Regions from separate parts of the Homo sapiens genome. Here region 2 is linked to region 1. Evidence: chromatin contacts called from ENCODE Hi-C or POLR2A ChIA-PET data. All regions are on one chromosome and are shown on one strand. Each heading gives the region's core, a stretch centred on a gene start or an enhancer-like site at or near the end of the contact. The rest is flanking DNA. Distances are from core to core; before and after follow the strand shown.

Region 1 (6,381 bases), core at 2,716-5,215:
ATGTTAAAACCTAGAAAATCCTGGGCTGAGACAAAGCAGCCATGCTAAAAGTTGGTCAAGCAGATACTGGGGAAGATTGCCCAGGGAAACCGCTAGATCAGCCAGGGTTGATTTTGGCCCTGGGGGACATTTGGCAACATCTGGAGACATTTTTGGCTGCAAACCTTGGTGAGGGTTGGGGGTGCTATTGGCATCTGGCGGGCAGAGACCAGAGATGATGCTAAACTTTCTACAGTACACAGGACAGCCTTCTCCAATAAAGAATTCATTATTTGGCCCCAAATATCCAAGTTGACATATCTTGAGCTAGATTCTTGGTCTTTCATTCCTGATTCACTTCTGAAATTTCATTTGCCTTTTGCTTTCCCTTTCTTCTCCTGGGGGAGGAATATTTCTCTGGTCACACCTGAAGATAAAGGCCTTACTCCTCTTCCTTCAGAAAGTGCCTCCTCTCCAAATACCTCAGCACGGGGATGTGAAATGCAAACCCAGACAGACCAGCAGGGCCCTGCCTGCTGGGTGCTGTCCCCATCTCCCTGTGCCTCCAGCCCAGCCACTGCTAGTTCATCTTTCCAGTGAAAATCCTGTAGGTTCTCTCAGTGTCTGGCCACTCAGCAGCCCCTCCAATCTCTCCAGGAGGCTACAGGCACAAGCTGGATTCTCCCATGCAATAGGCCTATGTGGTCTGTGCTGGATGGCAGCCCTTCAGCAGAAAGTTCTGGGATGGTCTATGGACTCCAGCTTAGGTGACCAGGCTCTATGAAAGAGAGGGTGTATTGTATTGACCCTTTGTGCCACACTGGGAATTGGAGAAGTCAAGATATTGTCCTAGTCCCTTAGAAAATAATTGGGGCCAAGACTTCCTGGCATCAGGCATTTGGAAATACTCCAGGGTACCATGACTGACACTTGACCCCCATTCGTTTTACCTCTGACCAACCCCCGTGCTGCTGGCAGAGAAGGGAAGCTGGCAGCTAAGATGTCCTAAGCCACTGGCAGCCCAAGTCCTTTGCCTCATGGCCAATCTGTGAGGCAGAAGCTGGGTTTCGTAGAGCCCCAGTTTCCCTGGAATATTCTCAGATCAAGAGGGATTAGAATGTATTCAGTTTGCAGATTTTGGATTCTCTGAGGTCTTTATATAAGTTCAGTGAGGGCTGAGATCTTTTAAACATTTATCAATGAAACCCAAGTTTTTACCAAGCCTCTACTATGCCCAGCCCATAGTAGAGGCTTGGTAAAAACTTGGTGAACTGAGTATCATTAATAGACTGGAGTGGCCCCCTCCCATGCCCTGCTGCAGGATGCTCTGTCAGAGGCTTCTTCTCAGGCATATGAGGCTCAGGGACACTCATCCCTGCCTGACCTCCTCGGTGGCTGACTCGTCATCCCAGATCCTGATCTTGCTGTCCCTGCCTGAGCATGCAGTGCTTCCTGAGGTTCCCCTAGTCTTCCCCATTTCTGCATCACCAGGGCTGAGCACAGCCCCTGGCACATAGTAGATGCTCAATAAATATAGGTTGGTTGATGGAAGGAGTCAAGCTCTCCTTGGCTCTATACCAAGAGCCAACCTGCATGGGCACAGGACGTAGCTCTTCACTTGGACCTGGGGGATGAAGGACTGTTGGATTCGATCTATTTTGTACAAATCTGGCTTCCCAGAATGTGAAACATGAGACTGGCTCCCTGGCTCACCATCCGCCTGCCTCTTCCCATTGCCAGGCTGAGAATCACCACTGGTGACAAATGCTGGACGGCCTGGCTGACAAGTGGTCCTGCGTGAGCAAGGCACTGGCAGCTCTGAGTGCCAAGCTTTGGCTTCCTGTGCATTTGGGGCTGCGCATTTGGAGAAGATCCACCACTTAACAGAGGGGAGCTGCTGGAGTGACAAGCAGCATCCTCACGCCAGGAGAGCTTCCTGCCCAGAACGTATGGTATATGTCCAAGGGCTCTCAAGGTACCCGAAGCCATGCCAGTTGCAATAATTAAGCAGTAAGACCCAAGCGAATAGGTTTGCTGTGGCTGCATGACAGCCAGATGCCTGGGGTGTGAACTGAGGCCCGCCTCACACTGAAAACTGTCTTGTTGCGACTATAAAATCGTCAGTGACAAATGGAAGGAATGATCGTGCTGGTGATTTGGTGCTAACGTGGCAGCTCACTCCAAGGACTTCCACACGTCATCTCCTCCACCCTGACAGCATCTCAGGAAGGCAGGAAGTTGGCCCGACCTCTGCCTTCCACTATCCAGATGGACACCCGCCACCTGGGGCCTGGGCCTAAGCCAAGTGCCTCCGCATAGGTGGACTTAATGTTCCTAATCCCCTGCCCAAAGCCCCATCTTTGCCCCATGCTTTTCAGGCTATGAGTACCAGGCCCTGGGTGAGTCATTCTCAGATGTCATCTATGTCAAGTCTCATAGCAGCTCTACTATGTAGGGTTCTATTAGCCCCATTCCACAGGTGAAAAAACTGAGGCTCAGAAGTGTCAAGTTATTTACCCAGGCCACAGAGCCAGTCAGTGCCAAGGAGGGAGTGCAGCCCAGCTCTGCTGATCTCTAAAGCTTGTGCTCTCAACTACCACAATTTCCTGCCTTTTTTAAACAAACAAAAGTGGGCGTTATAACTGGGTGTTGTATTTCCTGTAACAAAGTACCCAAACTATAACTGGGTGGCTTAAAACAACAGAAATTTATTATCTCACAGTTCTGGGGCTGAAAGTACCAAATCAAGGGGTTTGCAGGGCTGTGCTCTCTTGAGGGCTCTGGGGGAGAATCTGTTTGCTGCCCCTCTCTTGGCTGCTGGAGTGTCTGGCAATCTCTGGGGTTTCTTGGCTCACAGCTGGGCAACTCCAACCCCCCATCTTCACAAGGCATTTTCATGTGTGTGTTTTCACAAGGCCATCTTTTTATCAGGACATGAGTTGCCCTGGACTAAAAGCCCACCCTACTCCAGTATGACCATATTTTAATTTAACTCGTCATATCTGCAATGACCCTATTTCCAGATAAGGTCACACTCAGAGGTAGCGGGGATTAGGACTTCAACATATCCATTTTGGGAGGCACAGTGTACTCTCTAACAGATGTAATAATAGTTTAAAATCAAGATGGAACATAAAACAAAGGGGAAGTAACTTTGACTTACAGCTGGATGGATGTCACACAACCCCTAAGGGAAAGGCATGAGAGGTGGTTTCTTCCTTGGACTTTGCAAACACAAGTGCCAGCCCAAGGCTCCCCAGGGCCCTCTAGGGGAGTCCTGCTCAGAGCCAGGCCCTAGAAAGACTTCCTCAAGTGCCTCAAACCTCCCAGTTCTGCAACATCTGCTTGGGTTAAATTTGATGTATTGGCCATTAGCCGCCTCCCCAATGACCCCCTCCCCATGCCACCCCCTAAAAGTAACCCAAAACAAAACAACAACCTTATGATGGCCAGGATGGCTGTATAAACGAGTTTGAAGAGAAGAAAGAGGGTGACACACAGAGATTTCTCAAGAGCAGAAGGGAGGCAGAGACAGGCTGACTTATTGTTGGTGATAGAAATTCATCTTATTAAGGAGTAATGAACGGTTTTGCTTGGGAATTAATCACCAAAGCCTTCTCCCTGGAGTAAGAAGAAATAGAAAATGCCAGAATAAAGGCGTGCTGGAGAGGCTGTGATGGCAGCTCTAGCAGAGGCTCCTGATGGGGGCTGCACACTGAAATCATGTAGGGGGGATTTTAAAAAGACCCATGTTCAGCTACGCCCCAGACTGATGACAGCAGAATTTCTGGGGTGGGACTCAGGTATCTGTACTTTTCTAAAGCTTCCTAGGTGATGCCAATGTGAGGCCCGGGTTGAGAACCACTGAGCTAGAGGGTCGCATCTAGCTCCTTGACCTTCTCCACCGTGAGGCAGGGGCAGGTGGTAAGAGCAGCCCATCTGCCTGTCACCCTGCCGAGCCTTCCGTGTATTTCCTGCTCAGCTGGCATCAGCCAAGTGGACACTTCTTTCTGGGGTCTTTCATTTCTTAGCCCTGTTTCCTCTCCTCTGGTGTTGGGGTGAAATGAGAGATTCTGGAAACTTTGGTGAGATCATTTTGAGTGTCTCTTCTATATAGAAAGACCTATACCAACTGTAAAAACAAATTTTTTTTTGAGACAAGGTCTTGCTCTGTTACCCAGGCTGGAGTGCAGTGGCATGATCATAGCTCACTGCAACCTCAACCTTCCGGGCTCAAGTGATCCCTCCATCTCAGCCTCCTGAGTAAGTGGGACAGTGGGACTACAGGCTTGTGCCACCATGCCCAGCTTTTTTTTTTTTTTTTTTTTTTTTTTTTTTTTTTTTTTTTTTTAGACACGGGGTCTTGCTGTGTTGCAAAGCAGCTCTTGAACTCCTAGGCTCAAGTGATCTTCCTGTCTTGGCCTCCCAAAGTGTTGGGGTTGCAGGCATGAGCCACCATGCCCAGCCTAAAAACAGACTTCTACTGCAAATAAATTGGTACAGCAGCCTTTCCTGAGCCTTAAAGCATTCCAGTTCCCAGAGGGTAGGGGTTCAGCATGATATGAGACACAGTGAGGCCCAGGTGTGGGTGAGTGTCTGTTTCATTCCTTACTTGGTGATAAACACAGTTGAAAGCTTGATGGTTTCTGTTCATATCAAAATGTCCTCGGGTCAAAACAAGAGTAAAGCGAGTGTGTCGGAATGTCCCTGGTAACAAAATGACTGTGTCAAATTGACGAGAATCCTCTTGAGAGAGGCCTAGGGGACAACTGGAGGCCTGAGTCGGAAACAGCCTCTGCCAGGGGGCCGCTCAAATCCATATCCTTCTGCTGCTGCATAGACCAAGCTTGTTCCCTGCGATCTACCTGTTCTCGCTTGAGTCTATAGCCACATTGAGATAAATTGCACAATGGATGCTGATCGGGGGGATGTTTTGAGAGCTGGGTCCATGCCAACAACTCCAGAGTAAACTGAAGGCAGCCAGCTGGGTGGGCACAAGCCTTCGTAAACCAGATCAGCTGTGGCTGCAACAGAGTCTCTAGGGGTCATGAGCAGCCTCATTCATACCAAGGAAAACCTCGGGCCACATCTGGGCAGAGGTTCTCCCCAGACCCCCCACGGCCCCCGTAATGACAAATACTTTTTGTCATTTGTAACTTTCCTTTATTTTCCTGAAATAGATTTTTAAAAAATCCTTATATTACTCTAACATTAATATAAATAGAAACTATAAGGAAAGGAATTGATAATAATACATTCCACTTAAAAAAATATAAAGGCTCAGGCATGTCTAACCAGACAACCTAACAAGGAGCTCAGAAGCTTGGACATACGTGTAAAGTCACTATGAATGGGACCACAAATGCAGACTGAACTTTTCCAATCACAAGTCGGATGCCATGAGCGGAGCCGCTGTTGACATGTATTTCTGAAATTGTGAACAGCTCTTGGGAGGGTTCTGAAATAAACTTGGTAGTTGCACTTCTGAAAATTTCAGTTTATATTTAAACAGTTCAAAAATGCTTCGTGTTTTTATGTAAAATGCAGTTTGTTTCTAAGCTTAGATGATTGTAAACATCAATATCCCAAGGACTCGAGAAAACTCTTCATTGTGTGGGTGGTCCCTCACGTTTCAGGACGTCTAGTGTCCCTGGTGACATTCCTGCATTATGGCTTCTAGAAATGTCTCCTTCCCCAAATGGTAGTTCTGTCCCCGCTGGGAATCAACTTACATGGATGGTGAGTCTTTGCTTCCTAAACCTCAGTCTGGCGAAGAGCTTGGTGCTCGACCTTCATTTCACCTTCTTTTCTTCTTCCTCTTCTTCCTTTTCTCAGAGGGCACCAGCAGCTCTCTGGCTTTCTTGGGGGTGGTCAGCTCTTCACTCATGGTGGTCTCCTCACTTCCCTTCCCTGCTGCAGTGGAGAAGGCTACTTTCTCTTCCAATGACCACTGATTTTTATTTGATTACCAGAAGACAGCAGATCTTGTCTTGAAAATCTTGGACCAGTTCCCCAATGCTGTGCTAGACAACTTGTGAGTGGCACTCCCAGATGTCACAACCAACAATCTCCTGAACACCTTCTCCTTCCAACTCAGCAATTACTGTTAGTTCTACTATCCTTAGGTCTAGCAGTGTAGAAGTGTTCTTCCCCTAATTTCTCTGAAATAGACTAAATAGTGGACATGAAATTTCTGCGTGTATAAGAATGACCTAGAAAGTGTGCATGAATTTCAGATTCTCAGGGCTTGCCCCCAGAGATGTGAATCCAGTGAGTGTGGGAGCCTGCATTTTTAACAAGCAGCTCCAGCCTGCACTTTTTGAGACACTGTCTGGTTCTGCAGATGGGTGTGGAGGTGATAAGGTCTTCATCAAAATAGACTGGGAGGGGTCCACCCCGGTA
Region 2 (6,381 bases), core at 1,678-4,177, 700 kb before region 1:
ACAAACTGCAGAATGGGAGAAAATATTTCTAAACTATGCATCCAGCAAAGGATTAGTACCCAGAAACTATAAGAAACTTAAACAAACCAATAAGCTAACTTGGTTATAAAGTGGGCAAAGTACATGAAAAGACAATTCTCAAAAGAAGACATACATGCAACCAACAAACACATGAAAAAATGCTCAACATCACTAATCATCAGAGAGATGATTAGACACAAAACCACAATGAGATACCACCTCGCACCAGTCAGAATGGCTATTGCTAAAAAGTAAAAAAATAACAGATGTTGGTGAGGTTGTTAAGGGAATAACTCATACACTGTTGGTGGGAATGTAACTTATTTCAGCCCCTGTGGAAAGCAGTTTGGACATTCCTCAAAGAATTAAAAATAGAACTATCATTCAACCTGGCAATCCCATGACTGGGTATATACCCAAAAGAAAATACATCCTTCTCCCAAAAAGACATTTGCACTCATATGTTCATCCTACTACTGTTCACAATAGCAAAAACATGGAATCAACTCAGGTGCCCATCACTGGTAGACTGGATAAAGAAAATGTGGTACATATACACCATGGAATACTACACAGCCATAAAAAAGGATGAAACCATGTCCTTTGCAGCGACATGGCATGGATGCAGCTGGAGACCATTATCCTAAGCAAATTAGTGCAGAAACAGGAAACCAAATACCACATGTTTTCACTTATAAGTGGGAGCTAAACATTGAGTACACAGGACACAAAGATGGGAACAATAAACATGGGGGATCCCAAAAGGTGGGAAAGAGTGGGTCAAGGGTTGAAAAGCTACCTATCGGGTACTATGTTCACTACTTGGGTGACAGGATCATTAGAAGCCCAAACCTCAGCATCATGCAATACACCCGTGTAAGAAACCTGTACAGGTACCCCCTGAATCTAACACTTAAAAAAATTAAAGACAAATATATAAAAATAAATTCACCTTTTGAAAAAAGGCTTACTTTCTAGCTGGGAAAGATTGACAAAAACCAAAATAAGTATGATATGTATGATGTTAGAAAGTTGTAGTCTATGAACAAAAGCAAAGAGAATGGAAACCAATAGTGTTGCTGGGGGTGGGTTATGCAATTTTAAGAACAGATGTCAGGCAACCTTTTGCCGAGAGGGTGACATTGGAGTCAATACCTAAAGGAAGTGAGGGAGTGAGCTAATCACGTGTCTGGAGATAGAATTTCCCAGACAGAGAGAAACAGGACGTTCAAAGGCCCTCAGGTAGAACCTACTTGGTGCGTTGAGGCACAACAAGGAGGCCAATGAAGGTGGGCAGGTTTAGCAAGGGGATAACAGAGGAGATAAGGTGGAGGTGGAGTGCAGATAATGTGGCATCTGGCTATTCAATACTAGGGTCTTGGACCAGCAGCAGCAGCTGAGTGCTTGATAGAAATGCAGAATCTTGGGTTCTACCCCAGACCCACTGAGTCAGAGCTGCACTTTCACAACATCTTCAGTAGCTCATGTGCACATTACAGTTTGTAAAGTGCTGCTGTCGGGCTTGAGCATCCCATTGTTGGGCCTCAGCTATTAACTTTGTGCAATAATATTGGATATCTTCAGAGGGTTCCAAACATTGGAAGAGTGTAATCTGACTTATATTTTAACAGGATCGCCCTGGCCAAAGGGGACAAGAGTGGAAACCCAGAGCCAGTTGGAAGTTTCAGTTCCCTGGTAAGAGGCGATGAGGACTGAGGTTAAGAGGTGGTGGTGAGAAGTGACCAGGTTTGGATACATGGAAGGTAGAGCTGACAGGACTTGCTGATGGACTGGATGTGGGATGTGAGAAAAAGGGAAGATTTGAGGATGACTCCTAGGTTTCAGGCCTAGCTACATTAATTAAGCATTTACTATGTGCCAGACACACTACCTTTTCCTCCATCGCCTCATTTAATCCTTACAATGACCCTCTGAGAATCACTATTATTAATCCCAGAAAGGCTAAGTCACAGAGCTAGTCCATGAAGAAGCCAATTTATGAACCCAGGTGTGCTGCTTCCAAAATCCAAGCTACCCCACTGCTCGAGGCTCACTTCCCTTCCAGCACCCTTAGCTAGACACACTCTGAAATGAAGAGTGAGCAGTAGAGCTGACCATGGCTCCACAGTATACCACCTGTGTGACCCCAGGTAAGCTACTCAACCTCTGGGAGCCTCAGTTCCTCATTTGTAAACTGGGTCTATTAATGCTCCATAGGATTTTTGCAGGATGAGGCAAGATACTGAATGCGAAGCAGTAGGCTGAGGCTGTTGTCTGTTTCCAAACTGCCCTAGGGCTTTTTGCCCACTGCATTATATATATATTTTTTTCTTTCTTTCTTTTAATATCTAACACACATACATGTGTGCACAAAGAACTCAAACCAGATCATGGTCTGATATATCAAAAGAGAAAGGACAAAATGACAGAAATGAAGCCACAGAAATGGGACAAGTGACTAAGAAGCAGAGAAGGCAACCCTGAGCAAAAGAGCAAGGAGGAAACGAAGGATGGGGATGCAGCCAGTGGGAAGGTGAGGAGAAGGACCACAGAACCCATGGAGAAGACTGCATCGAGAGCAGATACCTACCAGTGAAACGTTAGCATTTCCAGCCTTAACAAGGCCTTTCTCATTTTGTATGGCTTTTTCTTCCTGTCCTAAAAGTCCTCGTAGAACAGGAATACTTCTTCTCTATGCATTTTGCAACTCTGACCTCCTAGTTATTACGTAGAGAAGGGCTATAATGCGGTTTGACAGGGCTTTTGTTTTGATTTTTTTCGTTGTTTTTTTTTTCCTCCCAGCAGAGATTTAAAATGACGACATCTACCCAAATACTCAGTCTCCTACTTGTCTCCATCAAGACCCATTTGCTGGCAGCTTTGAGACTGAAACTCTCAAGGGAGAGGGTGAATCATCCCTTCACACGGGGCTTGTCTTCCTCTCACAATCATGAATTCCCACAGAGATGCCGGGAACTTGTGGCTAAGGGCAGACGCTGAGGCTAAAATTGAACATGGGTGCAATGGAGCTGTGCTTAAAAGAGACATAAGGAAATAAGGAGTCGTACGTGTCCTGCTCTGTGGTTAACAAGTTGACTACACTCTCTGCTGATGGAGGGATGGCGACTTCAGGCAGGAAGGGTGAGGGAAGGACTCGGCTCTGGGCTGCCCCACTGTCCACCCATCAACATTGCTGTCTGGATGAATGGGGGATAGATCCCCTGGGGTGGAGGCTGGCTGCTGGGAATTATCCACTTTGGCTTCAAAATGAATTCACTGGGAAGATAGCCATTAGTGCAAAGTATGCTTTTCTCTCAGGAAAATCACCCTACAGATCATCATCATTTTAAGTTTTTCCTTTCCAGTGACCCCTTCTAGGAGTTTTCATTCTTCAAACAAATCATCAATTTGCTGGGAACATAATCATAACAAAAGCTAAAAGTTTCTCTTTTTTTTTTTTTTTGGTTCTTTCCTTCGAACCAGCAATCATCTTATGTGAATGCCCCACTGCCTAAGATCCAAATGAAGTAGAAGCTTGTCTCCTTTTAAAACGGCCGTTAGTGTTCATGGCCAGGTGTCTCTCTCACCTAAGCACAAGTTCTCCCTGTTCCATGGACTGGCAGCTGCTTTATAATATATACTAGTTATATTTTAATGCAATAGCTGGATTCTTATGTCAAGACCTGTGGAAGGTTTAAGGTTTTACCCCAGCTGTGAGCTAACAAGTGTCATGGATTCTGACAGAAGACATGACACTCCTGGATCAGAGACGAAAGATGTTATTATTCACAGCACACTCACTTACTTCAGAGAGTGCTAGCATCTTTGCAGCAGGCGTCCTGCCCCGAGTCCCATGGCGCAACAGGCCCAGATGAGGGCTACACACTCAGTGGGATGCACCTCAGCAGAGGAATCCAGGGTCAAGGGCCCAGCACTTTTTGAGTGCGCAGCAAACATTGCGGCAAGCAGCAGACCAGCCCTTCCCCGTCCTCCTGCAGAGTGAGCAGCTACTTAGTAGTCATGCTGTGAGCACCTGACCTACTTAGGTATCTGTGTGACTAGTTTGGAAACTGCTCAGTATCAGGAGATAGGTAAGCCCTGCAATCTGGCAGCAAGAGTGCACAGCTGAGACCAACATCTTCATCCATCCAGGTGGTCCTTTCCCTAGTCATTCAACTGCATGAGAACTTTTTTTGGTAATGTCTGTGTTACTTTGTAGACAACTAAAAATCCGGCCTGATAACCATATGTCCCAGGCAACCCATGCCTCTAATGAAAATACAATGTTTCTCAGAAGGGGAAATTAGAATTAAATATAAACTATAAACCTTCAGCTTTTTCTTCCTTCTCCCATGTTTGGTCTAAACTAAGTTCATTTAGAGTCATTGAGGCCAAGAAAGGTATTTGGTAGTGGTGTCAGGAGGTGGGAAAGAATGGATACATCCTATTGTTACATGTATCACTAAGAGCAGATGACTAACAAATGTGTTATGTGGTAAGTGTGTTGGAATAACTTTCAACATCATTTACAAATGCTTTTAAAAATGTCATTAAGGCCGGGCATAGTAGCTCATGCCTATAATCACAGCACTTTGGGAGGCTGAGGCAGGAGGGTCACTTGAGGCCAGGAGTTGAGACTAGCTGAGGCAACAAAATGAGACCCCGTCTTTACAAAAAATAAAATTTGCTGGGCGTAGTGGCGCATGCCTGTATTCCCAGCTACTCAGGAGGCTGAGGCAGAGGAATCGTTGGAGCCCAGGAGTTTGAGGTTGCAGTGAGCTATGATCACACCACTGCACTCCACCCTGGGCAACAGAGTGAGACCCTGTCTCCAAAACAAACAAAAAAAGTCATTAAACCTCTCAACATTGTTGGGGGCTTAGGCGCACAGTGTGGGCCTCTGTTACACAGTGTGGCAGGACATTATATCCTTTATTTTCTGATGCTTTGACCTCTAGAGTCATGCTGGTCAAATTCAGTTCCGCCAACTCCTGAAGATAGTAAACAACTCACGCAGGAGGATGCTTTTAAAATGTAAACAAACCAATCCAGAGTTCATACCCAAACCACTTCCTCTATTTGGCTTTCCTGCTCTGAGCCACTATCCACCTCCCCTAATGACCCTAGGGCCAGGGATCAGACGGCTAGGGACAGTCCCTACGCCCCAGAGCCCACTGAAAGGGTTCAAACTAGCCAATCCCAGCCCTGTCCACCCTGCCTCCCTCTTCCTCTGCCCCCAACCCAGTGCTTCCCCACGTGGCACCCCATGCAGGGTGTGCCTTCTTCTCTTAGGAACTGTGAGTAACAAACTATCTCTTCTTCTTCTTCTTCTTTTTTAATTTGTTTAGAGGCAGGATCTTGCCCTGTTGCCCAGGCTGGAGTGCAGTGTCACAACCATAGCTCACTGCATTCTTGAACTCCTGGGTAACAGTGATCCTCCCGCCTCAAGCCTCCTGAGTAGCTGGAACTACAGGCGCACACCATCGTGCCTGGCTACTTTTTTTCATTTTAAATTTTTTGTACAGACAGTGTCTCCCTATGTTGCCCAGGCTGGTCTCAAACTCCTGGCCTCAGCAATCCTCCTGCCTCGGCCTCCCAAAGTGCTGGAATTATAGGCGTAAGCCACTGTGTGCAGCCACAACTATCTTCTCAATGGCAATCATCTTCTGATCTGTTGGCTTTATTGTGGCTCCAATTTCCTGTTAATATGCTATATTTTAAAATAAGCAGTACCATTTGTACTTGGAGAAAGGACTGTGGGTGAGTGGGAAGACAGCCCAGGGTGTCCCATTAGAGTCTCCTTCTCTGTAAGTGCAACAGTGAAGCATTTGTTCATCTAATGTTAATACCCCTGAGAGTCAGGCATCTCACTCAGCTGCCCCCCTGACATTCCCACTGGGGTGCTTCACAGGGATCTCTCGCTGCACTGTACAAAACTGAACCCTAGACCTCTCACCCTCAACACACATACACACACACCACATGCACACACACACACACCACATACACACACACCACATACATACACACACCACATACACACCACATGCACACACACCACAGACACACACACACACCACATACACACCACATGCGCACACACACCACATGCACACACACACCACATGCGCACACACACCACATGCACACACACACCACATGAACACACCACATACACACACACCAGATACACACACACCAGATACACACCACATACACACACACCATATACACACACCACATACACACTACATACATGCACACCACATACACACACACCACATACACGCACCACATACACACACACCACATACACACACACAACATACACATCACATACACATACCCCACATACACACA

Evidence for each region. A loop is a pair of places that touch in the nucleus more often than their neighbours do. ChIA-PET counts read pairs that join two places held with the same protein, here RNA polymerase II (POLR2A). Pooled maps may share reads with other maps.
Region 2: a loop to region 1 is called in a pooled map, with 6 times the contacts of the local background. The contact joins two enhancer-like sites. A Hi-C loop is called at or near these places in 2 of 50 pooled maps. POLR2A ChIA-PET finds 5 or more read pairs at or near these places in 2 of 52 experiments (activated CD8-positive, alpha-beta memory T cell and activated T-cell).

The regions. Positions count from the first base shown.
Region 1 is chr13:30,144,440-30,150,820 of GRCh38, reverse strand. No RefSeq gene overlaps it. Among named protein-coding and RNA genes, the nearest start is that of LINC00384, 5.4 kb to the left of the region's middle. RefSeq lists an enhancer at 4,367-4,796. Within about 2 kb of position 3,965, at least 3 of the 41 ENCODE cell types and tissues checked have a DNase peak (open chromatin) inside an H3K27ac peak, as active enhancers do.
Region 2 is chr13:30,844,622-30,851,002 of GRCh38, reverse strand. No RefSeq gene overlaps it. Among named protein-coding and RNA genes, the nearest start is that of LINC00545, 35 kb to the left of the region's middle. RefSeq lists enhancers at 2,851-2,940, 3,051-3,110. Within about 2 kb of position 2,927, at least 5 of the 41 ENCODE cell types and tissues checked have a DNase peak (open chromatin) inside an H3K27ac peak, as active enhancers do.